Regions from separate parts of the Homo sapiens genome. Here region 2 is linked to region 1. Evidence: chromatin loops called from intact Hi-C (ENCODE). Cell type or tissue: ascending aorta. All regions are shown on one strand. Links, peaks and the distances in the headings refer to the core of each region. The heading gives the core; the rest is flanking DNA.

Region 1 (15,245 bases), core at 4,245-12,244:
GGAGAGTTTGGCCGGGGAGGAGGCAGGATGAGGGCGCTGGGGCACCTTGAGGGGAAGGAGGTGGCAGACAAAAGCCCAGGGACACCCAGGCCTACTTCCCCACAGCCTTGCTGCGCTCTTAATGATAGGGGATCTGGGGTTTGAGTGTCCATGAAAGAAAGGACTAAAGGGATGGGCTAACATCCTTCTTATAATACAAAAGTGTGCCATGGATGCACACATATTTTGCTGCTGCCACGTGAGATTAAAGAATTGTTCTGTATTTTGCATTTCTGCGGCACACTTGCAGTTTACAAAGTGCTTTCACAACACTTATCTCATTGGAATCCTCCAGGAGCCCTGGGAGGGGCAGGGCACCCACCGGCGTCTCCATGTTTCACAGATGAGGAAACAGGCTCAGAAGATTACGTGAGGTGCCTGGTTCTGGGAGGGTGCTGAGGCAGAGCCGGGCTGGAATTTGGCCTTCACAAGGCCAAAGTGCTCCTGAGATCTCCTCTGGGGGACTATGAGTCATGGTGGTTTCTACCAAAACTCCGGCCGCAGCACAACCATGTTCATACACGAAGTTGAGAAATTTGGCCCAGCTCTTCCCTGTTTGCCCAGGACTTCCCAGTTTTTGCAGGGGAAGTCCCATGTCTCAGGAAACCCCTCTATCTTGGGCAAACCCAGATCTATTCCTTACAGGAACAGAATATATTCAACTATTTGATATCTTTGAACACATACACATACCAAAATGTGTTTCCTGGTAAATGATTCAGATACTCCAAGGCATATCGAGAGTTTCCAAATGAACTCAATATTTAGACAAATCTTTCCTTGGTAATGTGACCTATTTATAAAGAATACAGTGAAAACAATGGAAGATTATTGGATTAATGGAACATTTTGTTGTGCCTCTGTGCATTTTATTTTTATATTTTGTCCTATTTTGATATTTTATTTACAAATAAAATGATGATATCCACATTTGACTGATTTATCAGTTGTATTTTAATTGTAAAAATGGAAAGATTCTGCTATTGTGTATCTCTTGGTTAAACCCTCTGTGGGAAGCTGGCCTGTTTGGGCTATGAGAGCCATAAGTGGAGACAGAGATTCTTAACATTTTTAGGGCATGACCCCTTTGGCTGGCTGGTAAAGCTTACGGTCTCTCTTCTCTTCTCTTTTTCTTTCCTTCTTCCTTCTCCCTCCCTCCCTTTCTTTCTTTCTTTGTTTCTTTTTCTCTTCCTTTCTCTCTCTCTTCTTTCTTTCTTTTCTTTCTCTCTTTCCTTCTTTCTTTCTCTTTTTCTTAACAGGGTCTCACTTTGTCACCCAGGCTTGAGTGCAGTGGTGCCATCATGGCTCACTGCAACCTCTGCCTCCCAGGCTCAAGTGATCTTCCCACCTCAGCCTTCCAAGTAGCTGGGACTACAAGTGCACACTACCACACCTGGCTAATTTTGGTATTTTTAGTAGAGACGGGATCTCACTATACAGTCTAGGTTGGTCTCGAACTCCTGAACTCAAGTGATCCTCTTGCCTTGACCACCCAAAGTGCTGAGATTACAGGCATGAACCACCACACCAGGCCAGAATAGTGTTTTCAATAAACAAAACACAAATGATTAAAAGGAAATACAGCTATCAAGATACTAAAATATTTTACATTATTACATTTGTTTCCTCATTAACACATTAAATAAGGTCTACTGGCAGCTCTAATAACCACCATGATTTTGAAATGGCAACGAGAATAAGTGACTTCCCAAGATATCTGCAACAACTATAGTGTGAGAAGAAAATTTCTGTGATTTCTTTGGTAACAAATTCACAGGAACTACTGATATTACTGTGGTTTGTTGCCTATGCTCATACGTGAAAGAAATGCTAAATTTCAGTTAGCAATTAGTACAAATAAATAATTTTTTTTCTCATTCAAGACCATGAATCCCTTGGTATCAGGTTCAGAACCCCTGGCCTAAAGGTTTTATCATGTATCTGGTTAGTGAATCCTAATTATTAATAAATTTTCAATTTTGGGGACAGCATTTCCCAAGCCCTGTTCATTGGAGTCCCACTTTTAGGAAACGTTAAAAACTGTCTGCTGTAGGTTGAATCTGTGTCCTCCCAAAACATATGGTGACATCCCAACCCCTGGTACCTGTGATTGTGACCACATTTGCCAATAGGGTGTTTGCAGATGTAATGAAGGTAAAGTGAGGTCATAATAGATTTGGTTGGGCCTTGATCTAATAGGATTGGTGATTTTATAAGAGAGAAGAGGAGACACAGAGGCATGCAGGGAGAGCATACCTGATTGTGAAGGCAGAGGCTGGAGTGACGCTGATGCACCACGGAACCCCACGGATTGTTGGCAACAGCAGAAGTAAAGGCAAGGGCATGGAGCTGACCCCCTCCCTAGAACCTGCAGACAGCATGGCCCCACCAACACCTCGATTTCAGACTTCCAGCCTCCAAAACCGTGAAAAAATAAATTTCTGTTGTTTTGAGTCACCCAATTTGTGGCACTAGGAGACTAATACAGTATTTAAAAAAAAAACAACAAGATGATTTGCAGTTAAAACATTTGGGAATCCATGAGCATTGAGTTTCCCTTTTGGAAACAGACATACACAATGTACCCTGGACTATCAGAGATTCTAAGGAAAACTCATAGTAAAGTGCTAGTTTGACCTACAGTGCACTCCAAGTTTGTGTAGCCAAAAAATACCTTGTTTGTGGCACAGCTAAATAGTGATGTTCAGTGGAGCACTAGGTGTCCCAGGAGTACAAAAACCAACAATCAAATGTATAAAGGGATTGAAGACTTTATGGAAAAGTGTGGGGAAACGGTGCCCTGGCACCACTAGCGTCCCAGAACCACAGCATGCCAGGACAGACAGAAGCCTCAGACCTCAGTTCATTTCTGCCACTCATTTTTGCACTCAGGAAACTGAGGCCTAGCTTAAAAAGCGTGTTGGCCAAAACACAAACACAGCACTAATGGTTGCATAACTGGAAGAAAAATTTATTATTAGATACTCAATTCTTCACTCAGAGTCACATGAATTTATTTCTGAATAAGCCCATCCTATAGAATTATAAACCCACACTACCTAAAAGCTGGGTTCTACCTTCCCCACAATTGAACTGAATTCCTACTCCTGCAATTGGCTTTTTAAAATTATGCATGGAGCCCGCTAGGGGAGGAATCTGAGGCCAATACATGCTCCAGCGAAGTGACAGCTCCTCAACGGCTCCCTCCAGGAGACAAGCAACCTGCCCTCAGTGCTCAGCCTGCCTGCTGGAACCCGAGACCTCTGCACTGCAGGTGCAGCACGCGTTGCTGATGCCACGCAAGTGTAGAAGGGGGTCTGTAGGAAGACCACCAGCTCTAGGGACTGCAGGGGTGGGGCCTGAGTGGGTTAGGTCACCTGGGACTGGGATGCTTGTGATTGGTCAAGGGAGTGCTGATCCTTGGAGAACTTACAAAAAAGGGAGGCAAACGAAATAGGGCAGGGGATGGGTCACTCCGAGACACTTGCTTCTCACCCCAATATCCTTACGTAAACTTTAACTTTGCTTATACATTTGCCTGATTTCCGTTTTTAAGCCACTCAGTGCCTCTTTGGAGCCAACTCACACAGGCTCTAAAGAGAAGAGTATCAAACACCCAGAAATTTTGCAAGCCAGTTGTTAAGCTATTGGCAATTTGAAATTGGCCACAGTGGGAGTATTTTTTACACCACAGATATTGGCAAATGTTACAAATCAGGGTTGCTGAAGGATTTTGGTCCATAGAGCTGACTTTCCACTGCACCAAGTCATTCTCCATTGACTTTGCTTTCCTCCAGCATGGTCTGACACGTTCCTGCCGGGATTGTGGGCAGCTGCCCCTTGCTGTCTTTCTAACATTAGCCCATGCATCTGTAATCTTTCTGTGGGAACCACTGTTCTTCTGCCCTGCCCTTTTGTAAACTCTCCCCACTTGGAACGCAAAGTGAAAATGAAGCCCTCGCTGCCAGAAACAGGGACACAGAGAAACACCTTGGAAACACTGCTCCTCCCAGTCGGCAGCACCAAAGGCTTCACAGCTCCATGTAATTTCACGCTCAACATCAAGTGATTCACAATAGCACCTTGTAACCAGAAAAGGCACAAAGCGCCATCCTCATTGCTCTGCTGTCTGCAGGAAGCAGGAGGCTCTATCTTCCAGCATTGGTGGCCGCGGCCCTTGTGCCAGGCTGCCTGCACTTGGAGCTCATCCATCCCTGGTAGGAGCACCCGGACTCCACTCCAGATGGTGGGAAGCCTGGCCAGTGGAGCGAGTTACCAGCTTCCGCCGAGTGGTGAGAACGAATGACTCTAATGTGTGTTTCCTTGGCGGCTTGACTTGCTGCTCCTTCATTCTTGACATTCGGCCAAGATCCCTCCTGATTTTCTAATGATCCCCCTGTAACAGCCTTGGAAATCTCCCACTCACCAGAACTCATGCAAACGTATGCCAGATGAACAGAAAAAGAATATGATCTAATTGTTTTTTCAGGCAAAATGTGCAGTAACCAAGAGCAGGTTAGACCTGTTGAAAATTCTTATAGGCTGGTCATTTGTGAGTCATACTTACATGACCCTGAATTGCCTTGCTTGGGGTTAATTGCATGGTTTGGCCAGCTGCCTCTATAATTGGCTCGATTTGGTTACAGAAGCCACTAAAACAATGATCTGAGGTCACTGGCTGTTTCAGACCAAGGGGCAGCAAAATTGAAAGCAAAGCGACCAGCCAAATTAACCAATAAAAAGACCAATTTGACGCTACACGGGAAATATAACCTTATATAAATCTGGGGAGAGCAATTAGTTTGAAACATTTGCAATTGTTGATATTTGACTGTTTTAATCTTTTAAAAACGGCAATTTTAAACAGCTCAGCCAAATAGTCCCCTTGGTTCTCAAGCAATCACTACTCTAACATTTCAGAATTGTCTGGGCTGGGGCTGGGGAGAAGTCAGCAGGAGAAAGAAACACATCTCTCACCATGCTTCCTGTGGTTCTGACACCTTCTTCTCAAGTACAGTTTAGTGGAAAGAGCCCTGGTTTAAGACTCAGGAGACCTAATTTTAGCCCCAATTGACTTCCTATAGGGCCTTCGACAAGCCATTTCTCCTTTAAGTCTCGTTCTGTTCAACTGAAACAATATCATAAACATTCTCGTGATGCCGAAATGAACTGACGGATGGGAACATGCTTTTTTAAAGTGAAAATTATTACACAGATAATTCATAAAGGCTACACACATTATAGTTATCAACTCCTATTGATATGTGAGTGTGTATACTCCCGCAGGAGAGAATAAACTTTGAATGCAACCATAACTTATTACCCCTTTGTTCCAGTGTCACTTCTGATAGCAAACAATGCCAAAACAGTAACAAATTGCCATTGTATTTTCCATTAGTCATCAGAGTATAAAAGATTTGATAAATAGCGAGAAAACACATTGGCTCTTTCGGGTGGGAAATCCGTGTTATTGACAGTAGCAAATTACATGTCTTTGAAAAAGATGGTGTCACGGTTCTTAGAGATTATTTGCATTGCTACTGAGACATAAGAAAACCTCAAGGAGCTTTTAAAGGCCGTGTCTGTGAGATGAATGGTCTGGTGTCCTCACCCAGCCCCCCTTGTTCCAGCATTCGTGTGACACTGCCGGGCAGCTGCCTTGGCATGAGCCTTCTCTGTCCAAGAACAGACTGCCAGGCCTGAACACGGAGAGGAGGAACAGCCTCTGGGGTATTCCCTGACTTTGGGGAGGCACGATGACCAGGCTGGGGCCTGTGCTTTGGGGGAAAGCACACAAGGAGATCGAGGGTGTTTTTTCTGTGTCCTCTGCTCCTGTCCTTGCCATTGCCTCTGCGCAGCTGCCTCCTGTTCTTTCACTCCGGTGACAGCCCGGGCAGATGCCTCCCTCCAGAGCCGCTGCCAGCCCTACTCCATGGACAGCTGTCGCCACGGCCCCAGGAGAGCAGCGTGACCACCGGCACCAGCCATGAGGAGGGCACATCTGCAGAGAATCCCCTACCCCTGGCTGCGGGCCTGAGGGCTCAGCGCCCTACTGTACAGGACGTTCCCAGCTGGCGCCACTTAACACGAGCCTCTTCTTCACTTGGTTTTTCACCTCTGAGATGTTCCGCTCTGCTGCAAGCAATAGGGTGTTTCACAGATCCATACTTGTCTTTACAATTTCCAGGCTTAGGAAATATTTTTAAATTTTATTGATGACCTTTCCAAAGTTTAAATGAGTTAGCCCTTGGATGTTAAGAGGAAATAGTATTTTAAAGACAAAGTAAAAGAATGCCAAATCTATGAGGACATTATGCTAAGTGAAATAAGCCAGTCACAAAATGACAAGTATTGCTGATTCCACCTATATAAGGTCCTAGATTAGTCAAACTCGTAGAGACTGAGAGTAGAAAGGGGATGCCAGGGACTGCAGAGTGGGGCTAGGGAAGTGGGGAGTTAGGATTTAACGTGTACAGAGTTCCAGTTCGGGAGGATGGAAAGACTTCCGGAGGTTAGGCACAGGGGCTCATGCCTATAATCTCCACACTTTCAGAGACCAAGGAAGGAGAACTGCTTGAGGCCAGGAGTTTGAAACCAGACTGGGCAACATAGTGAGATCCCATCTCTACAAAAAATTTAAAAAATTAAACAGTGTGGGGACGTGAGCCTGTAGCCCCAGCTACTCAGGAGGCTGAGGTGAGAGGATTGTTTGAACCCAGGAGGTTGAGGCCACAGTGAGCTGTAATCACACCACTCCACTCCAGTCTGGGTAACAGAGCGACACCCTATCTCAAATAAATAAATAAATCTTTTTAAAAATAAAAGAATTGGATATGATGTTAAATTTTATGTTATGTGTATATTGCCACAATTTAAAATTTTTTAAAGAATACCAAATCAAGAAGTGCTAAAGTTCATGGAATTACCTATATCAGAGGTGGTGGGAGTCAGGAGTATGGAAAAGAACCCTTCAAATGAAAAGGTTCATGATTATCGAAAACAGCTTGTCCTGTTTTTACCAACTGGAAACTTTCTCTAGGAAAGCAGCTATTCCTAATGGCATTTCTAAAATTATGCAAACACAAAACCAAAAAGAAGGCAGGCACCCAGTAAAGTTATCTAAGACTTTGGTGGGAAAATAAATAAATAAACCTGCCGCCTCACGGTTGTTTCTCCTCACCTACAAGGCTTTGATTTCTGAGATGGGGCCTGAAGCAGGAATTCCTCACACAATGGATGCTCAATTTGTCACAGGATGTGCCTCTCCACTCTCATACCAGATAAAAGGTTAGCCTGGTTTTTCATCTAGCTGTGTCTCCCTCAGAATCAAAACTATCGTCCTCCTCAGTGCTGGATCGAGTCCTTTCATCTTTAATTTGACCAAAATGGAAACCAGGATCATGAGAATTCCTCGGGGCTGGTGTTGAAAGGAATTTCCCCTGCTCTTGCCAGAGTCTCGAGGGGTGGCCTCCTTCCACGGGTGAGTAACCACAAGTCCATGTGACCGAACAAACAGCATATTCTTTTGTTCAAAAGAGAAAAACAACATTGAAGGAAATCAGCTGAAGAAAATTGAGATGAAAGCCAGTCCACGCCTCAGCATCCTGAGGAAATGTTCTTCCTTGATGCTCTGAGCTCTCTAAGAAGTTACCACAAAACCAAACCCATCAGAAGTTTGCAGGACGTCCTTGTTTAGAGCTGGGAAATAAACCACGAAACAGCGCAAAGGAGAGTCCAGGCCTGCCAATGCTTCCGCGAACTCCTCGCCCCGACCTCATCCTTCTCCAGCTCCTACCTGCAGGCCTCAGGTGAGCTCCGGAGTCTAGTCATTCCTGTTGGGAGGCAAGTGTGTGACTGGTGTGCAAGTCAGGTCAGGAGGCTGCCTTGGTGTCCAGCAAGTCTTGTTTGCGGAGGCAGGGACTGCTGGGTTGGGGCACTTCCCGACCCTGTTTCTGCTCTTCTCCCCTCTGCAGGCCTCCTGACCTCCAGGCTCCTTACCCTCCCGCTGGCCTCTGCTCTACACTCATCTTTGTGCCCTGCTTCCAATCATGCCAGGCCTCGGGGTCCCTGTCTCTAACTTCACCATGAGACTCAGGTGCTTCTCTACACTCCACCCTCTCCAACACTGTTTGGAATCTCAGGCTTGGTCCCAATCCTATGGGCTAACTTTGAAAAGACCGCTGTTCATAAGGAGAGAGAAAGGAGGAAGAGATGAGAAAGGAAGACAGAGAAAGAAACTCTATGATCACGGTTTTTCCAAAATTCATGGTTAAATTAGAACTTACTATGTGCAAATATAGAAGCACGGGTCCACAGAGTTCCAGAGAATGAATGCTGACGACTAAGCACCAGCCTCCACTCCCTGCCCCATAGTGAGTATCCCTCCTCTGTGTGCTCATGCTGTGAATCCCCCCCATTCTACCACTTCTCCCCTCATCACTGGCTTGCTGTAGGATCAGAAGTTCCTTAAGAACAAGAACCTTCTCCCAGTGTATCCCCAGCACCTAATACAGAAGGTAATAAGGAGGAGGCATCTGCTAAACGCTTGTTGAAGGAGTGAAATTGAGAGACCAGGAAGGGCCTGCAGGCATTGTGGTGAGCCTGCCTGTTGTCCACGTGGCTGCAGCAAGCAAACATGGGTTTTCCTTGGAAGGACTGTGGGCCATCAACCCATTAATTGCCGAGTTGCTTCTATCAGGGCAAGGCTGTGGAATCCTGTTATCCTAGACAATGAGGTACAGGGTGCAAGCAGATCTGTGTGCTGCTGTCTTCCGGTAAACGGACCAAGTTCTCACTTCCCATCCTCCTCCCCAGTCTCACCCACCCGTGCTCCCAAGAGAGCAATTCATCATGTCAGTGTCTGGTGTTTTCTTGAAGGCCTGTGCTAAATAAAGTGGATTGTTTATAAAGTGGGATTATTCTCCAAGCACAGAAGCAGATTCCTGGGCAAGTTGTTGCGCTGAGTGTAATTAATGAAATGCTTTTTGGACCAAATTGTCCAATGGAATGAGATCACCCACTGCCAGACTGGGTCATTCAGACCCAAAATAGATGGTCTGTATTCAATCCTAGATTTAAAACACACACACACACACACACACACACACACACACGTTGCTTAACGTCCTTCGCATCAGGAAACTACCAGAATACAGCAGACTGCGATTGTTAGAAGTGTAGAGTCAAGGTACCATTTCTAATTTTCTCTTTTTTTCTATAGTCAACACTTATTCAGTGAGCCGAGATCATGCCACTGCACTCAAGCCTGGGGGACAGAGCGAGACTCCGTCTCAAAAAAAAAAAAAAAAAAAAAAAACAAAAAAACAAGAAAATTTTCTATGCATCCAGGTTAACATCTTTGAAGCAGCATTTTCTGTCATCCACTGGAGCACTCATTTAGACAGGACTGCATAACTGCAAAGCACCCTGGGGCCTGGAGCAATGGTGAGCATGAGGCATTGTAACTTAGATGTTGCTTCAGTGAGAAAATGCTTCTCCTTCCTTCCAGAAGGAACCAACAGAAAATGAGAGGAGAAAGAAAAGGGCTGAGAAAAGTAGCTTTGACCACTTAGCAACAGTATTTCAGAATCATTACTCTAGAGAAAACAAGGAGAACTCAAAACTTTCATAGATTATGTCCCACGCAAAGAGTTTGCAGTGACCTTCAGAAACATTTTCAGTGACTTGGAGACCTTCCTGCAATGCTGTGCATAAATCTGTCAGCATTGCAATCCATGCAGCCTTATCATCTGAATTCAAATCCTCCCTGGACATTCTGCAGACTCACCACTTAAATTAGACAACCAGCTAGAAAACACTGTTGCAACACGAAATCCATTCCAAAACTCCACAAAGTGTTGCTCATGGGGGAGATCCATCTGTGAGTCAAAAAGAGATGAGCTCAAAGGATTTGGGGGTTGCCTCTGTCTTCCCAGAATGTAGCCGTTGCCTGGCAGACAGCATTACAACAAGGGCTGTGCCTGCACTTGGGCCAAAGAGCTGTCGCTCCTGCTTTGAAATCTTGGCATGACCTGGAGGTTTCCCTCACTTTCTCCCTCCATAACCCAAACCATGGCCAAAACCCACTTTCTCGTTTTTCACATGGCTGCTCCTACAATGTTGCTGCTGGGAACCCAGTGGAGTACCTGCCCATTGTTCTCCCAGCCCTGGCCTGTCTATGTGGCCTCCTCCCACAAAGAGGTGGCTTTTTATCTTCAGTCCAGAGCAAAAGGCTCAGACAGTTACCACGGAAAGAAATGTCACCATAATGAGCAGGCCCTCCTTTTATCACAGGGTGCTGGGTACTCGACCTGACCTCAGCTGGGCTAGAGAGCCCATGAAGCTCAGGCGGGAGCACTAAACCACCACCCACCTGCATGACCCACCTGCAACTCCTCAGCTGTATCCCTCTTCTGCCCAAGCATCCCATCCTGCTCCTTCCCAGCCAGCATCCTTAGTGACCATGAAGCACAGCCTGGCAAGCTCTTGCCCACAAAGAGTGTAGACAGTTGTTTGCTTCCTCCCCAGAAGGGCAAACCGTAATCACCATGGCATGAGAGAACCCAACCCAGAGAACCCACATTCACATGTGCCTCTGCCCTCATGTGACCTTAAACAGCTAAATGCACATTTCTGATCTCCAATGACATCATGGTCACACAACAGAAGCCCCTTAAAGGCACCCAACACAATACCTCATTCATCAGGGTCATGCCAGTCACCTGCTAGTTGGCTCTCAGCTCCATCTGGGCCCTTCGTCTCATTTTCCCTTCTTGGTTTCCTTGACAAATGGCTTTCCAGAAATTTGTGCGAGCAAAAGGTGCTGGAAATAAGGACCTGCGAGGGTATTTCTTCCTCTTACCTCTAGCACCATCTCGGACAGTAGCTCCATCTCCCATCAGACAGTGCCCTCCTCCACGGTTCTAGCTCCCACTCAGCAGCCCTGGTTTGGTTTCTGTTTCCACCTGGTGCCCCAGCTTCTGGTCTCTGGCTAATCCCACCTCTGAGGCCACAGCTGGTGGAGGCTTCCTGCCTTATTCGTCTCTCACCTGCCTCACCATCTGCTGTGTGCCTTCTCAGCTCCTCCTGGGCAACCAACTCCCTGCATTAATTTCTCTCTGTTGAAACCACTTTGAGGAACTTGTTTCCTGATTGTACCATGAAAGATGAAGTGCCCCTCTCCTTTCTTTCTCATCTATGAATCCAGTTCATTAGGCATCCCCAACTCCTGAGAGCATTTTGTACTTGAAGCCCTTCCCACATATCAAACTCCCCTCTCCCTATAACAGAAGACCACCCCTATACAGCTAAATGACTCCCCACTAGACCCCTCTCTGCCTTCTCTGGATAGGGAAGTCTTAAACACTTTCCTACCAGGGAAAAACAATCCACTCCAGCTGAACAAATTAGTCCCCCGAGATGTGTCCAGAGTTGGTTCCTGCCGGTAGGGTTGTGGTCTTGCTGACTTCAAGAATAGAGCCGTGGACCTTGGTGGTGTGTGTTACAGCTCTTAAAGATGGCATGGACCCAAAGAGTGAGCAGCAGCAACATTTATTGTGAAGAGGAAAGAACAAAGCTTCCACACCGTGGAAAAGGACCCCAGTGGGTTGCCGCTGCTGGGTGGGGGCGGTGGCCAGCTTTTATTCCCTTATTTGTCCCCCACCATGTTCCGTTTCTGTCCTATCAGAATGCCCTTGTTTCAATCTTCCCTGCAATTGTCTACTTTTAGGATCCTGCTGATAGGTGCGTTTTACAGAGTGCTGATTGGTGCATTTTATAGAATGCCAATTGGTGTGTTTTACAGAGCGCTGATTGGTGCATTTTACAATTTTCTTGCTAGCTACAGAGTGCTGATTGGTGCGTTTTTACAGTGCTGATTAGTGCATTTTACAATCCCCTTGCTAACTACAGAGTGCTAATTGGTGCACTTCACAATCCTCTTGCAAGACAGAAAAGTTCTCCAAGTCCCGACTTGACCCAGGAAGTCCAGCTGGCTTCACCTCTCACCACCAACTCTGGTGATGTAGGCAAGTCAGCAGACGAGGTAGTCCTAAGTTTCAAAAAGCAAACAACTGCATGCTCTTTCTGTTGGCAAGGGCTTGCCGGGCTGTGCATTGTGGTAACTAAGGATTCTGGCTTGGAAGGAGCAGGATGGAGAAGTAAACACCGAGCTCCAGGGGATATTTTTTAATTCCGGGCTTCAGCATCATCCATCCCCAAGAGCCCCAGATTTTATACATTCTCTCACATCCAAGGTTGTAGAACACCTGACAGTATGGTCTTCACTGAGACAAGAACAAGCTAATGGTGGTATCCTGGGTGACGTTGCAGGGGGTTCCAGGCATTGTACAATCAGGGACGCATTCCTTCCTAATCAGATTCAGCAACCTGTTCAGATGAGTCTGGTGTGTCTCCACGCCCATATTTCCCTGGTCAAGGATCCTGGCACCAACCTCATAGTTGTTGAACTACGTTTAACACACCTTCTTTAGTATTTGCAAGAATTTGGGATGGTGTCCACAGCTGGTCTGGACACATTGTTTCTCCACGTGCTTCATCTTTAGAAATATCCCTTTTTTTTTTTTTTTTTTGAGACAAAACTTCACTCCTGTCGCCCAGGCTGGAGTGCAATGGCACGATCTCGGCTCACTGCAACATCCGCATCCTGGGTTCAAGTGATACTCCTGGCTCAGCCTCCCAAGTAGCTGGGATTACAGGCGTCCACCACCATGCCCGGCTAATTTTTGTATTTTTAGTAGAGACAGGGTTTCACCATGTTGGCCAGGCTGGTCTTGAACTCCCGACCGCAGGTGATCCACCTGCATTGGCCTCCCAAAGTGCTGGGATTACAGGCATGAGCCACCATGCCTGGTCTCCCTTTTCATCAAAAAGAAAATTATTATGCTCAGCTCTTACCACAACAAAACCCTCTTAAGTGGCAGCCCATGACACAAACCTCACATCTTTTACATAAGAAGCCTCCAACTCTCTGCCCAGCTGTCTTCATAGAAGCAGATGGTGTACAGGCTGAAAGCTGCCCCAGCCACTGGGGACCAGGAAACTGCGGACTTGCTTTCCTGACTCCTGAAGTGACCAAAATGGAGAATAAGCCAAAAATATCTTGGCAAAGTTAACAAGGGAACGTCATAAGTTGAGCTTAGAGAACACTCAGAAATTGCACCATGCACTCCAGCTTGAGCAACAGAGCGAGACCTGTCTCAAAAAATAATAATAATAATCATTTAATCTAATGTAAAAACTTTTTTAAAAAAATGGAGGGATTTACTTCGGGCTGATTAACTTAGGGATGAAGACAATTGTCGGAGAAGTTTTGTTTCCATGAAGCTTTAAATCCTGCTAAAATCTGTATTAGTTTGCTAAAGCTGCCATAACAAAGTACCAGAAATGGATGGCTTATACAACAGAAGCGTATTTTCTCACAGTTCTGGAGGCTGAACACCTGAGATCAGGTGTAAGCAGGGCTATTGAAGGAGAATCCATTCCACGCCTCTCCGCTGGCTTCTCATAGTTGCGGGCAACCTTTGGTGTTCCTTAGCTTTAGACACATCACTGCAATCTCTGTCTTCATCTTCTCATGGAGTTCTCCCTGTGTGCATGTCTGTGTCCAAGCGTCCTCCTTTTATAAGGATACCAGTCAAATTAGATTAGCGCCACCCCCAGCCACCAACTCCAGTATGACCTCGTCTCAACTAATTCCATTTGCAATAACCTTATTTCCAAATAAGGTCACATTCTGAGGTACTGAGGATTAGGACTTTAACACTTGAACTTAGGGGACACAGTTAACAGTTCCCCACGCCACCCCGCTAAAATGCACGTGCTTCTCATGGGCAGAATATATTTCACCCCTTCCCTACATCCCCAAAAGTCTTAAACCGTTCCAGCATCAACTCTAGGTCCAAAATCTTATCCAAATATTCTATAAATCAGATATGGGTGAGACCTGAGGTATGATTCATCCCTGGGCAAAATTTCTTTCCATCTGTAAATCTATGAAACCAGACAAGTTATCTGTTTTCAGAATGGAAATATCTATCTTATTCCTGTCCCACAGTGGAGCAAATAGTCCCATTCAAATAGGGAGAAACTGGAAGGAAAAAAGGGGGTCTTAGATAGCAAGCAGGTCTGAAACCCAGCAGAGTAAACTCCATTAGAGTTTAAAATGGAAGAATATCATCCTTGGCTTGATGCTCTGTGGTTGATCCTAATATAGGCAAAGCCTTTTTCCTCAATTAATACCTTAGGTCTGGTCCTAAAACGGCACCTTGCCAAACCTCCCAAGTATAGATTCATAATCTATTGATTCTAGACTCAACACAAGCCTCCTTCTCTCAAGAACTGTAGCCTGGGTCTGTGACTCTGACACTCAGCAGAAGCAACATTCAGGCTTTAGGTGCAGCCGAACCACCACTGACTGTTACCCCACTCAGTTAAACCTGTCCAGGAAATCAGGATCAATCTAGGCTTTTCACGGCGTTTGTAGATCTATCACTGGCCAAGCTGTAGGATCCAAGTGAATAACCAATGCTTTCAACACTCTTTCAAAGAATTGTTTCCATTTGACCTCCAGAATCAGAGCAGGAAGCACAGTCCTTCCAGGAAAGCAGATTGCTATTTCAAATGGTGTGAGGTAGACCTGTGCTCTGCTTCTTAACACCAAGTTGAAAGATTTCAGGGCCTCCTTAGGATGAAATGGATGCATTTCCTCTTGCCACAACTAATAAAAATGAAGTTGTCATTTGTGACAACATGGATGAACCTGGAGGACATTATGCTCAGTGAAGTAAGCCAGGCACAAAAAGACTAATACCATGTGATCTCACTTATATTTGGAATTGAAAAAGATGAAACTCATAGAAGCAGAGAGTAGAGAAATGAGGAGATGCTGGTCAAAGGGTACAAATTTTCAGTTAGACAGGAGCTATGAGGTCTGGAGATCTATGGTACAGCATGGTGACTATAATTAATAACAATGTATTGTGTATTTGAAAATTGCTAAGAGAGTAGATTTTAAATGTTCTCACCACAGGAAAAAATATATATAATTATGTGAGGTGATGGATATGTTAATTAGCTTGATTCAATCATTTTATAAGGTATACATATGGGTGAGACCATATAACAAAATTAAGGAGTACATTGCAATGTACTCCTTAATTTTTTAAATTGTCAATTAAAAATAAATA
Region 2 (15,245 bases), core at 4,773-12,772, 50 kb after region 1:
ATGCATGTAAAATGGTACAACCATTTTGGAAAGAAGCTTGGCAGTTTCTTATAAAGTTAATCTTATATTTACTATATGACCTAACAATTCCATTCCTATCCATTTATTTAAAGGAAATGAAAATGTATGTTCACATAAAGTCATAGACACAAATGTTCATAGCAGCTTTATCATTAATCGCCCCAAACTGGAAAGAACCCACCCAAGTTTCCTTCAATAGATGAATGGATAAACTATGATACAGTCATAGAGTGGAACAATATATAGCAGTAAAAAAGAATATATGGCTGGTATATGCACCAACATGGATGAATCTCAAAAACATTATGCTCAATAAAAGAGATCACGCTCAAAAGACTATAGTTATGTAGTCCGTGGGGAATGGATCTGGGACCTTACTTGCATACCAAAATCCTCTGATGCTCAAGTCCCAGATATAAAATGGCATAGTATTTACCCACATCCTCCCATATCCTTTAAATCATCTCTAGATTACATATAATACCTAGTACAGTGTAAACAAAAATCATTGTCATGGTGTATTGTTTAGGGAATAATGGCAAGAAAAAATAAGTCTATACATGTTCAGTACAGACACAATGTTTTTGCCCAAATATTTTTGATCCATGGTTGGCTGAATCCATAGATTTAGAACCCATGGATACAGAGGGCTGATTTATTTATATGACTCTATTTATATTAACTTCTAGAAAAAGTAAAACTATAGTGGTGGAAAGCAGATCAGTGGTAGTCAGGGTTCAGGAAGTAAATGAAAGGATAATTAATCCCCTTGAAAAGGAGTCCAAGAAATTTTCTCGGGTGATAGCAGCATTCTGTATCATAATTGTAGTGGTGGATACATGATTGTATATTTTCAAAACTAGGGATTCTCAGCCTTGGCACTGCTGATGTTCTGGGCAGCATAGTTCTTTGTTGCAGGACTTTACTGTGCACTGCAGGATGTTCAGCAGTGGCCCTGGCCTCTATCCAACACGAGGATCACACTCACACCCCCTCCCAAGTTGTGACCACCAAAATTGTCTGTAGACATTACGAAACATCTCCTGGAGGAGTGAAATCACTTCTGGTTGAGAACCACTAGTCAAAACTCATCAAATAGACTGGGCACAGTTGCTCACATCTATAATCCCAACACTGGGAGGCTGAAGCAGATGGATCGCCTGAGCCTAGGAGTTTGAGACCAGCCTGGGTAACATTAAATTAAATTTAACAAAATAGAATTAAATTTTATTTTTAAAATTCAAATTAAAAAAAAATTTTTTTAGATAGGGTCTCACTCTGTCACCCAAGTTGGAGTGGCATGATCTTGGCTCACTGCAACCTCCACCTCCCAGACTCAAGTGATCCTCCCACCTCAGACTCCTGAGTACCTGGAGCATAGGTGCATGTCACCACCCCGGGCTAATTTTTGGTATTTTTGGTAGAAACTGGGTTTCGCCATGTTGCCCAGGCTGGTCTCAAACTCCTGAGCTCAGGCAATCCACCCACCTCGGCCTCACAAAGTGCTGGGGATTACAGGCTTGAGCCACCACACCTGGCCAGAAATTTTCTTTTTAATTTCAAAAAAAGAGAAAAAAGACCAGGCACGGTGGTTCAGGCCTGTAATCCCAGAACTTTGGGAGGCCAAGGTGGGCAGATCACCTGAGGTCAGGAGTTCGAAACTAGCCTGGCCAACATGGCAAAATCCCATCTCCATTAAAAATATAAAAATTAGCCACAGGTGTGGTGGCGTATGCCCGTAGTCCCAGCTTCTCAGGAGGCTGAGGCATGAGAACTGCTTCAACCTGGGAGGCGGAGGTTGCAGTGAGCTGAGATTGTGCCACTTCACTCCAGCCTGGGCAACAGAGGAGACTCCGTCTCAAAAAAAAAAAAAAAAGAGAGAGAGAGAGAGAGAAACTCATCAAATAGTAGACTTGTAAAATAGAAATTAGTGAATTTTAGCATACATAAATCCTACCCCAATAAAACTGATTTTTAAAATTTAGGAAGCAGTTTAGGCCCAGGAGATATGAGTTCACCCTTACACATTTTGCATGTCCCTCATTATAATCGAATGAGAAGCTCTACAGATACTGAAATAATTTTTCTGCAGATTTTTAGAAATATTCAATTTTTTGAATTAATTCAGCATTGTTACTGAAAAACCTGATGTGATCTTAATGCCTGATTCTTTGTGACCATTTTTATTCCTCTGAAAGTTTTTAGTCACTAAATTAGGTTCTTATAATAAGCCCATTAAAACTGGAAAATTAAGTCCTTTTCTAGGAAGTTTTCATGCACGCTTTATTTAAAATTTTTTCCTGTCTGTTTTCTCTATTCTCTTTTCCTAGAACTCCAGAAAGATATTGGGACTCCAGAAAACACCTTCCCATCTTATCTAATAGTTGTCTGTCTTTTTGTCTTTTCATTCTAGGAGAGGGCCTTTGTCTTCCAACTCTTTCTGAAGTCTTTGTTTCAGATTTCTTATCTGTAATTCCAAAGAGTTTTTTCTTGTTCTCGAATTGTTCATCTTCTCTAAGGACGCTATTGTAATTCGATTCCTTTTCCTCCAATCCCTGCAGGTGTGTCCCTTCTAGAGATAATGCCACTTTCAGCCTCTCATGTTGAAAGTTGTCCTTGGATGCATGGTGATCACCTTAGCTGTTTGTTCATATTTAACTAAGATAGGGGCCTTAAAATTGGCTGTCCTGTAAGCATGGGTAGAACGTGTTGAGTGGTTGCCTTCGGAAAATGATAAAGCAGCAGAAAGATGATTTTTCTTTTGGGAAAATGTCAATGTCTGAAGGTGTTTTCTCTTGAGAATTTACAGTCCCTCCAAGGGTGAATTTTCCATCCCCCTGCGTAGGAAGAACATCCCGATTTCTGGTGTTCCAGGCAGAGAGCAAGGGAAGCAGGCTGATGCAAGGAAGCATCATTCTTCCCAACGTTCCCTTATAACTCCCATTTTGAGCCCAAATATCATCCTTGCCTTCCACTGAGCCCTGTGTCCCTGACTCTGAAGGCTCTTAAATCAGGATTTTGAAGAAAATGGTTCTTCCCCTGAAACAGAATGCTGTGAATAAGACTGTCCTGGAGGGGCAGAGTGGAAATAGATGCTGTGGGGGAGGGGAAGGGCTGTCAAACGCCATGACCAGGTTCATCATCGCCTCTCTCCTCCCCTCTACCTTTCTCCCTGGTTTCCATAGAGCAGAAATCTGGGTCAAGGTGGAGTGCATTGGATCAAGAGTTGCTATGATTTGGGAAAAGCTCTGCAGGATAAGTCGTGAGTTGAGTGGAATGTGGTTTTGCAGAATAAAGGAAAGGCTAAGGAGAGAAAAACAAGAGGAGCAGCTGAGGGCAGCCCGAAGGGCACCAGCTCCAAGGTGCAGGCCGAGCTCCTCGGGGAGGCCAGCGTGGCTGGAATGTAGGGTGGCAGCAAAAAGAGAGCGCTCCACATAGAGAAAGGGACTTGCAGGATTTCTTTCAAGGGGCTGTCAATCTCCAGCATAGGCCCTTTCCTGAAGGTAACCTGGGAACTTAGAAGATGTGCACTGAGACATTTTAAGAAACCCAAGAGTAAAAGGGGGTGCTTTTATGGACATGTGTGGCTGTAGGAGGAGGCCTGGGCTTAGAGCAAGAGCAGCTACAGGCGATAACATGGGCAAGGAATCCTCAGGGTTCTGCTCCTGCCCTCGAGCCTCTGCTTCACGTGTCCTCAGGAATAAAATCAGACCTTGCAGAAACTCAATCTGGGTGAGGAGCTGAAAAAATATATAAGTTGAAATTTTAAAGCTGCAGGCTTCTCACTCCTTCTCCAAATCCCAGGGCTAGAGAATTATATTCTAAGAGCATCTATCTCTCCTAATTCTGCTTCTCTCTAGAGGGCAAAAGTCAGGACCTGATTTTAGGAGTTGTTTTTCAGAGTAGGGAGCTCAGCACCTCATGCATTCACCCCCTCCTCCCTGAGCCCCTGGGAACTCTCCGGTGTGGAGCTGGAGGAAAAACCAGTACAGTACTCTCTCAGGAAAACAAGCTCAGAGGCGGAATCAACAAGACAGCTGACGAACACATCCTCTTCAAGAGAGGCCAGGGGTAAGGAGGATGGCTAAACTCAAGTTCTTATCTCATAGGGAGGGAAATTAATATTCATTTTTTTCAAAAGCAAGAAAAGATAAAAAAAGAAAACTTGAGATAAAGAAGGTAGAAACAGGTCTAATATATCAATAATTAAATAATTATAAATGATTATATTTATAATATATAATATAATAATTATAAATAATAAATGTATTTGGAAGGAATTCACCACTCACTTGATTAACAAATTGAATTTTTAAAATCCAGATATGTGCTATTTATAAGAGACACTCAAGCATAAGGACATACAACAGTTGAAAGCAAAAGGATGGAAAATGACATGATAGGCAAATATGAACAAAAAGAAAGCTGTGTAGCATATTAGTATCATATGAGCCAGGCTCCTAGACAGGAAACATTATTAGGGATCCAGAGGATCACTACAAAGTAGTAAAACTTTAATTCATCAAGAAGAGAACAAGCCGGGTATGGTGGCTCACGCCTGTAATCCCAGCATTTTAGGAGGCCAAGATGGGCAGATCGCTTGAAGTCAGAAGTTCAAGACCAGCCTGGCCAACATGGCAAAACCCTGTCTCTACTAAAAAGTACAAAAATTAGCCAGGCATGGTGGTGAGCACCTGTAGTCCCAGCTACTCAGGAGGTTGAGGCAGGAGAATCACTTGAACCTGGGAGGCGGATGTTGCAGTGAGCCAAGATCATGCCACCGCACTCCAGACTGGGAGACAGAGCGAGACTGTCAAAAAAAAAAGAGAGACAACAACTTTAAACATAAATGCACAAAATAAAATAGCCTCAAGTATATTAGGTAAAATTTTTTGGAACTAAGTGAATTTAGCATGGCTTTCTCAGTTACTGATAGATGAAGACAAAAAAATCAGCAAGGATATTAAAAATATGAACCACTCAATTTCAAGTTATGACCCACTCAGCTGACATCTAATGGATATATTGAGTTCCTTCAAGTATTAGAGAATATACATTTTTCTCAAGAACACATGGAATATATGCAAAAATTTGAGCATGTACTAAGCCATAAAGAAAGTCTCAACACATTTTGAACTTAGATATGAAGCAGACTAGGAACTCTGACCACAATGAAATTAAATTAGAAGTTTAAAGTATACATTTTAAATGACTACATATTTAGCAGTACTGCTAAACAACACATGGGTTAAAGGAGAAATATCATAATAAAAAATTTAATATATCTAAAACTGAATGACAATAAAAATAGCAAATATCAAAATTGCTCGGATGCAGCCAACGTGTACTCTGAGGGAAGTTAATAGATAATTACGTATATTAGAATGAAATAAAATCCCAAAATTATTGAGCTAAGTGTTAGTCTTAAGAAGTGAGGAGGAACCAACAAACTCAAAGACATTAGAATTCAGAACATAAAAATAGGAGCCAAAATCAACAAAGTAGAAAACAGAAATACAATGGAGAAGAATCAAAAGGCTAAGAACTGGTTCGCCACTAAAACTAACAATACAGATAAACTTTTCAAGATTTGTCAAGACAAGAAGATAGAAGTCACAATAAGTAATATTATGAATGAAATGGGGGGTGTTATACATAAAGTATCCATAATACATAATAAGAGAATATGACCAAAAACAATATGCCAAAAATTTTGAAAACTTAGATAAATATCTACAAAACATAATTTATTAAAACTGACTTAAGCAAAAAACCAAAAGGTAAAACTTGAATAATGCTATAATTATTAAAGAAAAATTATTCTCACACACACACAAAAAGTACCAAGCCCCCATGGGTTTACAGGTGAGGTGAAATTTTCAAGGACCAGATCATCTAGACAAAAGAAATTCTTCCGGACAAAAGAAAAATTCTTCCAGACAAAAGAAAATGAGGGATTACTCCCTAACTCCTCTTATAAGGGGAGATGTTAAAGGAGAATGGACAGTGAACACAATTAAGAAAAATCGCTGCCCCATGGAACTTACGTTCTAGGGTGAGTATGGGAGGGACACACAGTAAATAGGTAAAAGATACAGTATGATAGATGGTGGTAACTGTTACGGAGAAAACTAAAACAAGAAAGACCCAGGGGAAGTGGGTGATGCCATTTTAAGTAGGATGGTCAGGGTGGACCTCACATTTCAGGAAGACCTGAAGGAGGTGAGAGAAAGAGACCCATTTTTGACTGGAGGAAGAACAGCGCAGTCAGAGGGAGCAGGAAGTGCGAAGGCCCTGAGGTGGGAACACCACTGGCATGTGCAGGGGTGAGACAGAGGAGTGTATGACTGGGAGAGGGCAGGTAACAGGAAGGAGAGTAGGAAATGAGGGGCCAGACCTCGACTGTGACTCAAGAGAGTGCAGCACAGGAGTGGCAGGATCTGGCTTACATTTTTGCAGGATCACCCTGCTATTATGTTGAAAATGCACTGAAGGAGTGACGGTGGAAGCAGACCCTTTAGGAGGCTATTGCAGCAATCCGGACAGGAGATGATGGCGGCTCAGATGAGGTGGTGCCGTGGAGGAGGAGGGCTTACATTCTGGGCAAACCTGAAAGATGCAGTCTACAGGATTTACTCGTGGATTGAATTGGGGTGAGAAAGACAGAAGGAGTCCTGGGGGATCCAGGGCTTTGTTTGGGCTGGAGCAACTGGAAGGATGAAGTTTCTGTTGAATTTGATCCTTCAAACCACAAAGAGAATGAGAAGAGAGTGGGGAGAGAGACAGGGAGACAGACAGAGGGGTAGAGAGACAGAAATTTTCACATGCTTCTCTTAAGAAAGCCAGCCTCCCCAGCACCACCCCAAAGTCAGCCATGAGGCAAGAGCAAATGGCTGTTTGAGGAGACAGAGAAACAGCATCATAGACAGGCATGACGCAGGAGAAGCAAGATGCCAGTTTTCAAAAAGTAGAACAGAGATTGTGCACATAGCCAGCAAGAAAAAGCAGTGGATTTTCATAAAACCTACATTTTTTATTATTATACTTTAAGTTTTAGGGTACATGTGCACAACATGCAGGTTTGTTACATATGTATACATGTGCCATGTTGGTGTGCTGCACCCATTAACTCATCATTTAACATTAGGTATATCTCCTAATGCTATCCCTCCCACCTCCCCCCACCCCACTACAGGTCCCAGTGTGTGATGTTCCCCTTCCTGTGTCCATGTGTTCTCATTGTTCAATTCCCACCTATGAGTGAGAACATGCAGTGTTTGGCTTTTTGTCCTTGCGATAGTTTGCTGAGAATGATGGTTTCCAGCTTCATCTATGTCCCTACAAAGGACATGAACTCATCATTTTTTATGGCTGCATAGTATTCCATGGTGTATATGTACCACATTGTCTTAATCCAGTCTATCATTGTTGGACATTTGGGTTGGTTCCAAGTCTTTGCTATTGTGAATAGTGCCGCAATAAACATGCGTGTGCATGTGTTTTTATAGCAGCATGATTCCTTAATTTTTTTTTTTTTTTTAGAGACAGGGTCTTGCTATGTTGCCCAGGCTGGTCTCAAATTCCTGGGCTCAAGCCATCCTACTGCCTCAAAAGTGCTGGCATTACAGGCATGATCCACAGTGCTGGGGCAAAACCCATATTTTAATATTGCTTACCAAGACAGACTTATAGCACCTCAGTGAGGCTGGCAGTGCAGTGATGATTAGGTGAACTTACAGAGGGAAAAATGGAGGCCTAGTGGTTAAGTGACTGGCCCAAGGTCACACTACCAGTAAGAGCGATTACTGGGACTAAGCCCAGAGCTTCTCACTTGCAGTCTGGGGCTCCACCCAGCCCACACTTTCTTCCTGTAAGGTCACTGCAGAATTCTCTCATTTGTTTCTTTCTGCAGCTTGTTTTCTTAAGCCACTTATTTCAGGGTTGCTTTTATGAACAGCCTGAGTTAACCTCAATAGCTATGATTTCACTGTCAATAAAACAGCTTTACTTGATGCTCTCTCTCAACCCTCTGAACATATTTTTGTTCAAAATAATGTCCTCAGCAAATGGGGAAAAAAGCAAACTCCACTTCCACCCTGCCCACCACCCACCACCCCTCCATATTCTGACATAAAATAGACACCAGCCACAGTTAACTGTGGCATTTGAGTCCATTTATGACACCATGCAGCTCCCATGGCCAGGCGAGGAGCCTGGCAACCCCAGCCCCAGCGGGCAGGAGCGCTGGTCCCACCATGCCCTGGAGGAAGGGAAGCCCCAGAAAGCTGAATGCCCTGTGCCCGATTTATAAATAGCTCTTCAGAGGCATGGGCTCTCACGGGCGGCCCCTGCCAACTCCCTTCTGGCGGCCTTTAATTTTTCCATGCCAGGCCCACCTTGTACCCGACCCCGCCCCACAAAACAAAGGTCCACCCTGTGTGGGATCCTCAGCCCAGCAGCCCCCCTCCCACCCCAGGGGCACGCCCCACCTTTACTCAGGCCAGAGATGGTTGAAAAGCAGCAAGACCTCGGGAGGGCACAAGAGGGCTGAGGAGGCAAGAAACTTCACTAGGACGCCCCCGCAGCAGGGATTGGGGGGGCCAGCTGCCAGCCCTCTTGGCTGGTCCTGGCCTCCCTTCCTCCCACAGTTCCGTCTCTGCTGTTGTCTCCAACAGGCAGGGTCTGATCTGCCCCCACCCCACACCCAACACTTGTTCTTAAAGGAGGAGGAGGACCATGACGTCTACCAGTAAAAATAATCCCTGTGTGCAACGATATTTACATTCTTCTTCCACTGTACAGTACAACCCTTCCAGCAGCGCTGGGGACAAGCCAGGAGACGGTGACTGTGCTCCCGGGGCCCGACCCTGTGGAGACTCAGCTTTCCTCCCATTCTCTGGCCAGGGAGCTCCACGGTCCATCTGTGGACAGCTCTCTTTGCAGGAAAGCTCTTCTCTATGAGGATGAGCACCACCTCCTCTGGCCCAGGATCGACCCCCACAGGGACTTCTGCCCAGACAAGCCATTTGGACTTTGCCCCCCATCACCATGGCCATCAGCTATCAGGAGAGAACCAGCAGCAGCCCTGGCTCCCACCAACCACGACACATGACTCCGTGGCCCCTTCCCAACATACCTGGGCTCTGAGCTTTGCGTGCGTCCCCCGCCTCTCTCACTGCCTATTTATGTGCAAAGTGAGCTACCTCTTCCCAGGAGTCCTGAGCCAGCTCCCAGCCACATGCAGGCCCTGAGCATGCGCTCTTCCGTGGTTTACCTGTATAGCCCCCCAGCAGTCCCAGGAGGCAGGGGCTACTACTCTTCCCTTTTCACAGCCTAGGCCAGGGAAGCCCTCAGTTAGGCAGTCTGCCTTGAGAGAGGTGAAGCTCCCGGCCTGGTGTCTAGAAAGCAGCAGCAGCAGCACCAACAGGTACTAAAGATGAACCCAGCTGTACATGCTCATAGGCACCTGTCTTCCCTGTTGGGAGGCTGAGGCAGGAATGTGAGACCAGCCTGGGCAAAATAGCTAGACCCCATCTCTAAAAGAAAAAAAAATTAAAAACTTAGCTGAGCATGGTGGCTTATGCCTATAGTCCCAGCTACTGGGGAGGCTGAGATGGGAGGATCACTTGAGCCCAGGAGTTTGAGGCTACAGTGAGCCATGATCATACCACTGCACTCCAGCCTGGGAAACAGAGAGATCCCTTCTCTACCAAAAATAAAAAAAAATTTTAATGACCCCAGAACTCTGAGTTCATAATTGGTTGAGTGCAGACTGGATGCAGCAAGTCACGCCTGTAATCCCAGCACTTTGGGAGGCTGAGGCGGGAGGATTGCCTGAGCTCAGGAGTTCGAAGCCAGCCTGGACAATGTGGTGAAACCCCGTCTCTACAAAAAATACAAAAATTAGCCAGGTGTTGCAGTACACGCCTGTAGTCCCAACTACTCGGAGTGGGGGCTGAGGTGGGAGGATGGCTTGAGCCTGGGAGGCAGAGGTTGCAGTGAGCCAAGATTGCACCAGACTTTGTCTCTAAATAAATAAACAAACAAGTAAATAAATAAATAAATGGGTGAGGCCAACATGAAGAAGAATGAAGGAAGTGTTACTGGAGAGGACTGAAGACTGTTTTGGATTCTAGCTGGGTCAGACGGTTGGGGGCTGGGGGACGCACTCCAGAGACAGGAACCGGAGCGGGCACAGGCACACAGAGGCGTGTCTTGGAACATCTGCTATTTTAACAGGAATGTGGGAAAAGGAAAATCTGGGGCGTTGGGCTGGATGGAGGGCCCTTTAACAAATGCCCACCGAGCTCCCCGCAGGCTCTCTCAGGATCTGGGGAAGGAGGACCAGCCATGTGGCAGTTCCACATGACTCATTCATCCTTTAACCACATTCCCTGTCACACAGCTCAGGGAGGAGGACTACGTGGTGGCAGGCTGGGGAGTGATCTTCCGTCCCACCAGACAGGAGCCCACCCAGGACACTGCAACCCAGACCCTTCCCCTCAGAGGCCAAGCCCCAGCTCAACCAATTCACTTGCTCCTTCTCACTTCAACTCCAATGAATGCCAATAAAATCTCAGCCATGAATGGAACAGATGCCTGCAAACATTTTTATTATTAAAATAATGCCTTCCTTGTATGAACATCTCATAATTGAGGGTCAAATATAAGCAAAAAGCAGACTCAAAGCCAGCCATCCCTGGTTGACTTGTTGACAAAATAATTCACAGACAGTTCCCAGGCCCTCGGCCACAGAGCTGTAAACAAGCTTCCAGTTGCTGAACGAACCATAATAGACCCGAGATAAAACCATTCGTCTTCAAGTCATCTCAGGACCCAGGAGTGCCAATTCAAATGGTCACGCACAAGCACAAAACACCGAGCATGAAACATCACGTTTCTGCTGTATTTGATTTCTGTACATTTTCAATGAAATGTCTGGGCATTTCAGTATGGCTAAGTCAGTCTAGGGGTATTAGGAATCAGCCGGGTAAACCAGTGCCCTGGGAAATGTCCCAAGCCAGCTTAGGCATGATCTGAAAAGTCCCTGCAAGTTTCTCTTGCTTTGTATGTTACTCAGTGATAACAGTAATTCAATTCCATTCCAGAACAACAATATACATTGGGTTTCCATTGCATCTTCAGGATCCTGTTCCGGGATATTCCTGAAGACTGCCGGTATCCAGTATTTTACCCACTTGATCCTGGTGCATGTACAGGAAGACATCTCAGACCACACGCTCTGATTTGAGACGGTAGGCCCTATAGTTAGCATAATTATAGAGTGAGCAAGATAACTATAACTTAACCATGCCCTGAATGAGTATGCAGTCAGTGCCTACAGAAGGCCACGGGAACATGTGTAACTACGATACCAGCAGGAGGCAAGGAGTGACAGGGTCTGGAGCTAACAAATTACTAAAGGAAGGAAATCATTGCAACTCAGAGGAAGGCTCTGTAAAACCAGTGGCATGCCTCTGGTTAGCTTAGAGCATGAGTGAAATTTCAACAAGTCAGTAGGTATTGGGAGGAGGAATACTCTTAGGCCAGGTGCAGTGGCTCATGCCTATAGCCCCAACTATTTGGGAGGCTAAGGTGGGAGGATTGCTTGAGCCCAGGAGTTAGAGGCTACAGTGAGCTGAGATTGCACCACTGCATTCCTGCCTGGGCGACAGAGTGACACCCTGTCTCAAAAAAAGGGATATTCTTGATGGAGGGGGAAAGTGAATGTACGTGGTATGTTTAAAGAGCAGTTAAGTTATGCTCTCTTGTGCCTTGGAGTTGGGTCAAACTCCAAGAAGATGGAACTGCAAAAGCAGACTGGGTTCAAGTTTGCAAGGCCTAGAAGGTCATGACTACCAGAGCCTGGCTACGTTTCTCCTTTCCTCGCGTGACTCAGCTGGACTGCATTCCCCCAGCTTCTCCCACAGTTAAGTCTGACCATGTGACTCAATGCTGGCCAACAGAAGGTAGTAGAAGTGATGTAATGTACACCACTTCCAGGACTGGCCTGAATCCCACCTCCTCAGGCCGTGACTGGGCCTCCATCCAGGGGTTTCTGCCTGGACACACTCTCTCTCTGCTAGTTTGGATGGCAACACCCATGGCAAGCTTGGAGCACACCATGGAGACAACAGAACCTCCACCAACGTCATCCTTGGTTGATTGTGTGCCGGGGAGCACACCACCGCCTCCCACCCAGCCCCACTTCCCAAGGGACTTTTCCTGAGTGAGGAAGTTACAGGATGCTAGGCTGCTGAGATGTCAGGATTCACTTGCATGAACTCTGAAGTCAGCATTTCTCCAACTAAAATACCAGGGTTGGGGTCGCATGTTCTTCCTTAGGCCGTGCTTTGGGAAGGGAAGCCTGGGGGCAGCGTGGAAGCTGGTGTGGACGCAGGAAGAAAGCCACAGCAGGACCCTGTTGAAAGACTACTGAAGGGCAGATAAGAGATGAGAAGTGAGGAAAGACAGTGACTGGGAGAGGAAGGAAAGGAGGAGATATTTTTCATCATCCACTCCCTCTTTCTATTCAACTTTTATATCACTGTTAATTGAAACAGATTTCTCATAGCTCACCAGTGACCTCCTCATCCAGAACCAAGGATCATCTTTCTTATTAGCGGTGCCATCCTGTAGCATTTGACCACTGCCTCCTTTTTTGGAGGCTGTCTTCCCTTTCGCCACCCCCAGTCCTTCTTGTCTCTGAACCTCCGTTCTCTCTCCCTCTTTCTCTTCCACACCACCCCCCGACCCCGCCACACCACACACACTCCTCTCTTCCACCTCAAATGTAAGCTGTCCCAAGGTTCTGGCTTTGCACCTGCTCTTCTCTTTTCTCTATGTGTGGAATCCCCAGGGGGCTTCATTTGCCATCTGCCTTCTCCCTTTCTACTCGCCTTCCCCCTTTCTACTCACCATCTCCAGAACTGCCTCACCAGCCCCAACTTCTCTTCTGAGCTCTAGATCAAAATGTTTGATTTGCCATCTGAACAGCCACACACAGATGGTCTGCAGGCACCTCGAAAGCAGCCTGGCCAAAACAAAATTCATTCCCTTGTCACCCCCTCTCATTACTCCCCACCCACTGAGCAATGCTGCTGTTTCTCCATTTCTAGTTGTCTGAGACGGGAGGTTCAGCCACAAGCTGGTCATGAAGGGCTCTGTGGAACACCTTGCTAACATCAAGGTGTGATATTTCCCTGGAGGGTCTAAGACCTCCACCCTGGATCCCCCACACCTTTCCACAATTGCTCCAACACTCATTCCACTTTTACAGCATGTCACCCCCTTGTCACAATTCCTCCAAAAGTAGAACTTGTCTCCAAATTACATGGAAAGGTGTCCACACTCCACTGGGATGACTCAGCACGGCTCAAATAAGCTTGTTCAAATGTTGGTGGTCTTTTCTTACTGTTTTCTCGTTTATCTTGGATTTCAATTTCCCTTTTAGCCAAGTTTATTTGCTCCTCTCAAATCTGAAGAAGATTCTTGTTCAGGAAGTAATGACCAAAGATAATTTAAGGTGTTTTGATATTTCTTAATCATCAGATGGCACTGTGCCATTTTCTCTGGGTCATGGACCGATTCCTTTTCTCATTCTTCCTGCTCATGACATAGCTTTCCAACCCTTTTCGTTCTCCTTATATTCTTCACAAGATTTAATGCAACCCAAGCTCTACCTGAATTAGTCAGGACTCTTCTGGTTGCAGAAATCCAAGTGGCAGAAATCCAAGCTAAGTTCATGGGAGCAAACCAAGAGAAGGACAGGCAGAAGAGGAGACAGCCACGCAGACCACCAAGCTGGGGACTCAGACCCCATCGGGGTTCACCCACTGTGCTCTGGCCTCAGTTTCTCTTTCTGTGTGGACTTCACCCAGCCAATCCACTTTCTCACTGGGGTGGGTTCATGGGAGCAGCTCTGATTCACATCTTTAGCAGCTCTCCAACCAGAGAGGAAGAGCTTTCCTCCCAGCTCCAATTTCAAAACCGCAGGAAAACACAAGTTAGCTCAGCTTGGCTCACTTTGAGTGTACCCCTCAGAACAGTGACCATGGTCACATCAGTGAAATTATTTACCCATCCTGGGTCACATACCCACTTCTGGTGTCAAAGAAATAGGGTATGCTGCCAGAAAAAAGGAAGAGAGATTGATGAACAGATAACAAATAGGAGATATCTGCTATATTAGCCACCGTTTAAACATACTTCCCTCCACACATGTGCCTTCCTGACCTGTCCTCTCCATATTCAATATTGTGGACAGCTGCCAGTTGCCAGGTGGTATGTAGTGAATGGAGATTGTAGAAATGAGTCTTCTCTGTGCCCCGTGAAGAGAAGACTTCCAGCCCAGGAACACTGCAGGGAGAATGATCTCCAGTGATCCCTTCTGGTTGTAACAGCCTAAGGTTCTGAGAGCCTAATTCTAGGCATGGTGTCGTCTCTTCCTTCTTTCTGCCCTAACCTCCACTTACTCTTACTCTAATACCAGCTTCTCAGCTCAGTCAAACCTGGACCACTTCTCCCGTGCTCTCCCAAATTCCCAGTTATGGCGCCTTTCCTGGAAATATCCTTCTCCAAAGTCTACTCTCCAAAAATACTAAAGTCACTGTGGCTGATCTCAGCCAGGTGCTTGGGAGAAGAAGAAACTGAGCAATTCACACCCTAGCACAAGGGTCCCCAACCCCTGGGCCATAGACCTCTACCTGTCCACCTCCTGTTAGAAGCTGGGCTGCACACTAGGAGGTGAGTGGTGGGAGAGTGAGCATTACCCCCGCCTAAGCTCCACCTCCTATCAGATCAGCAGCAGCATTAGATTTTCAGAGGAGCACAAACCCTACTGTGAACTGTGCATGCCAGGGATCTAGTTTGTGTCCTTCTTATGTGAATCTAACTAATGCCTGATGATCTGGCGTGGAACAGTTTCATCCCGAAACCATCTCCCCCATCATCCCTCCCACCAGTCCTTGGAAAAACTGTCTTCCACAAAACTGATCCCTGGTGCCAAAAAGGATGAGGGCCACTGCCCTGGCATGAATGACAGGTGCCCTCCAAGAGTGCCTTAACCCCACTGAATTTCTAATGGGTAGAAGGTTGTTATGGGCTGGACTATGTAACACCAAAAATTCATATGTTGAAGTCCTCACACCCAGTACCTCAGAGTATAATCATATTTGGAGAGAGAGCCTTTATATAAATTGAAACAAGGTCATTAGAATGGACTC

The links. A loop is a pair of places that touch in the nucleus more often than their neighbours do. Peaks named below come from ENCODE experiments on the same cell type or tissue, not always from the same donor. Only the 100,000 strongest peaks of a DNase experiment are listed, where the experiment ranks them.
Region 2: a loop joins it to region 1, with 2.4 times the contacts of the local background. A loop is called at or near these places in 2 of 110 quality-filtered maps.

Annotation. Positions count from the first base shown.
Region 1 is chr6:4,602,966-4,618,210 of GRCh38, forward strand. KU-MEL-3 (a long non-coding RNA gene) reads left to right here and starts at 7,600. Exons shown (of 2, transcript NR_122107.1): 1 at 7,600-7,847; 2 at 8,013-8,954. In ascending aorta, for the core only: no CTCF peak of the experiment used is centred there; DNase peaks (open chromatin) are centred at 4,286, 4,666, 7,486, 9,956 and 1 weaker place; H3K4me3 peaks cover 683 bases; H3K27ac peaks cover 2,196 bases.
Region 2 is chr6:4,652,302-4,667,546 of GRCh38, forward strand. No RefSeq gene overlaps it. Among named protein-coding and RNA genes, the nearest start is that of KU-MEL-3, 49 kb to the left of the region's middle. RefSeq lists enhancers at 2,854-3,425, 3,426-3,997, 8,141-8,959, 11,774-12,068. In ascending aorta, for the core only: a CTCF peak has its summit at 8,593; DNase peaks (open chromatin) are centred at 8,786 and 12,040; H3K4me3 peaks cover 712 bases; H3K27ac peaks cover 1,838 bases.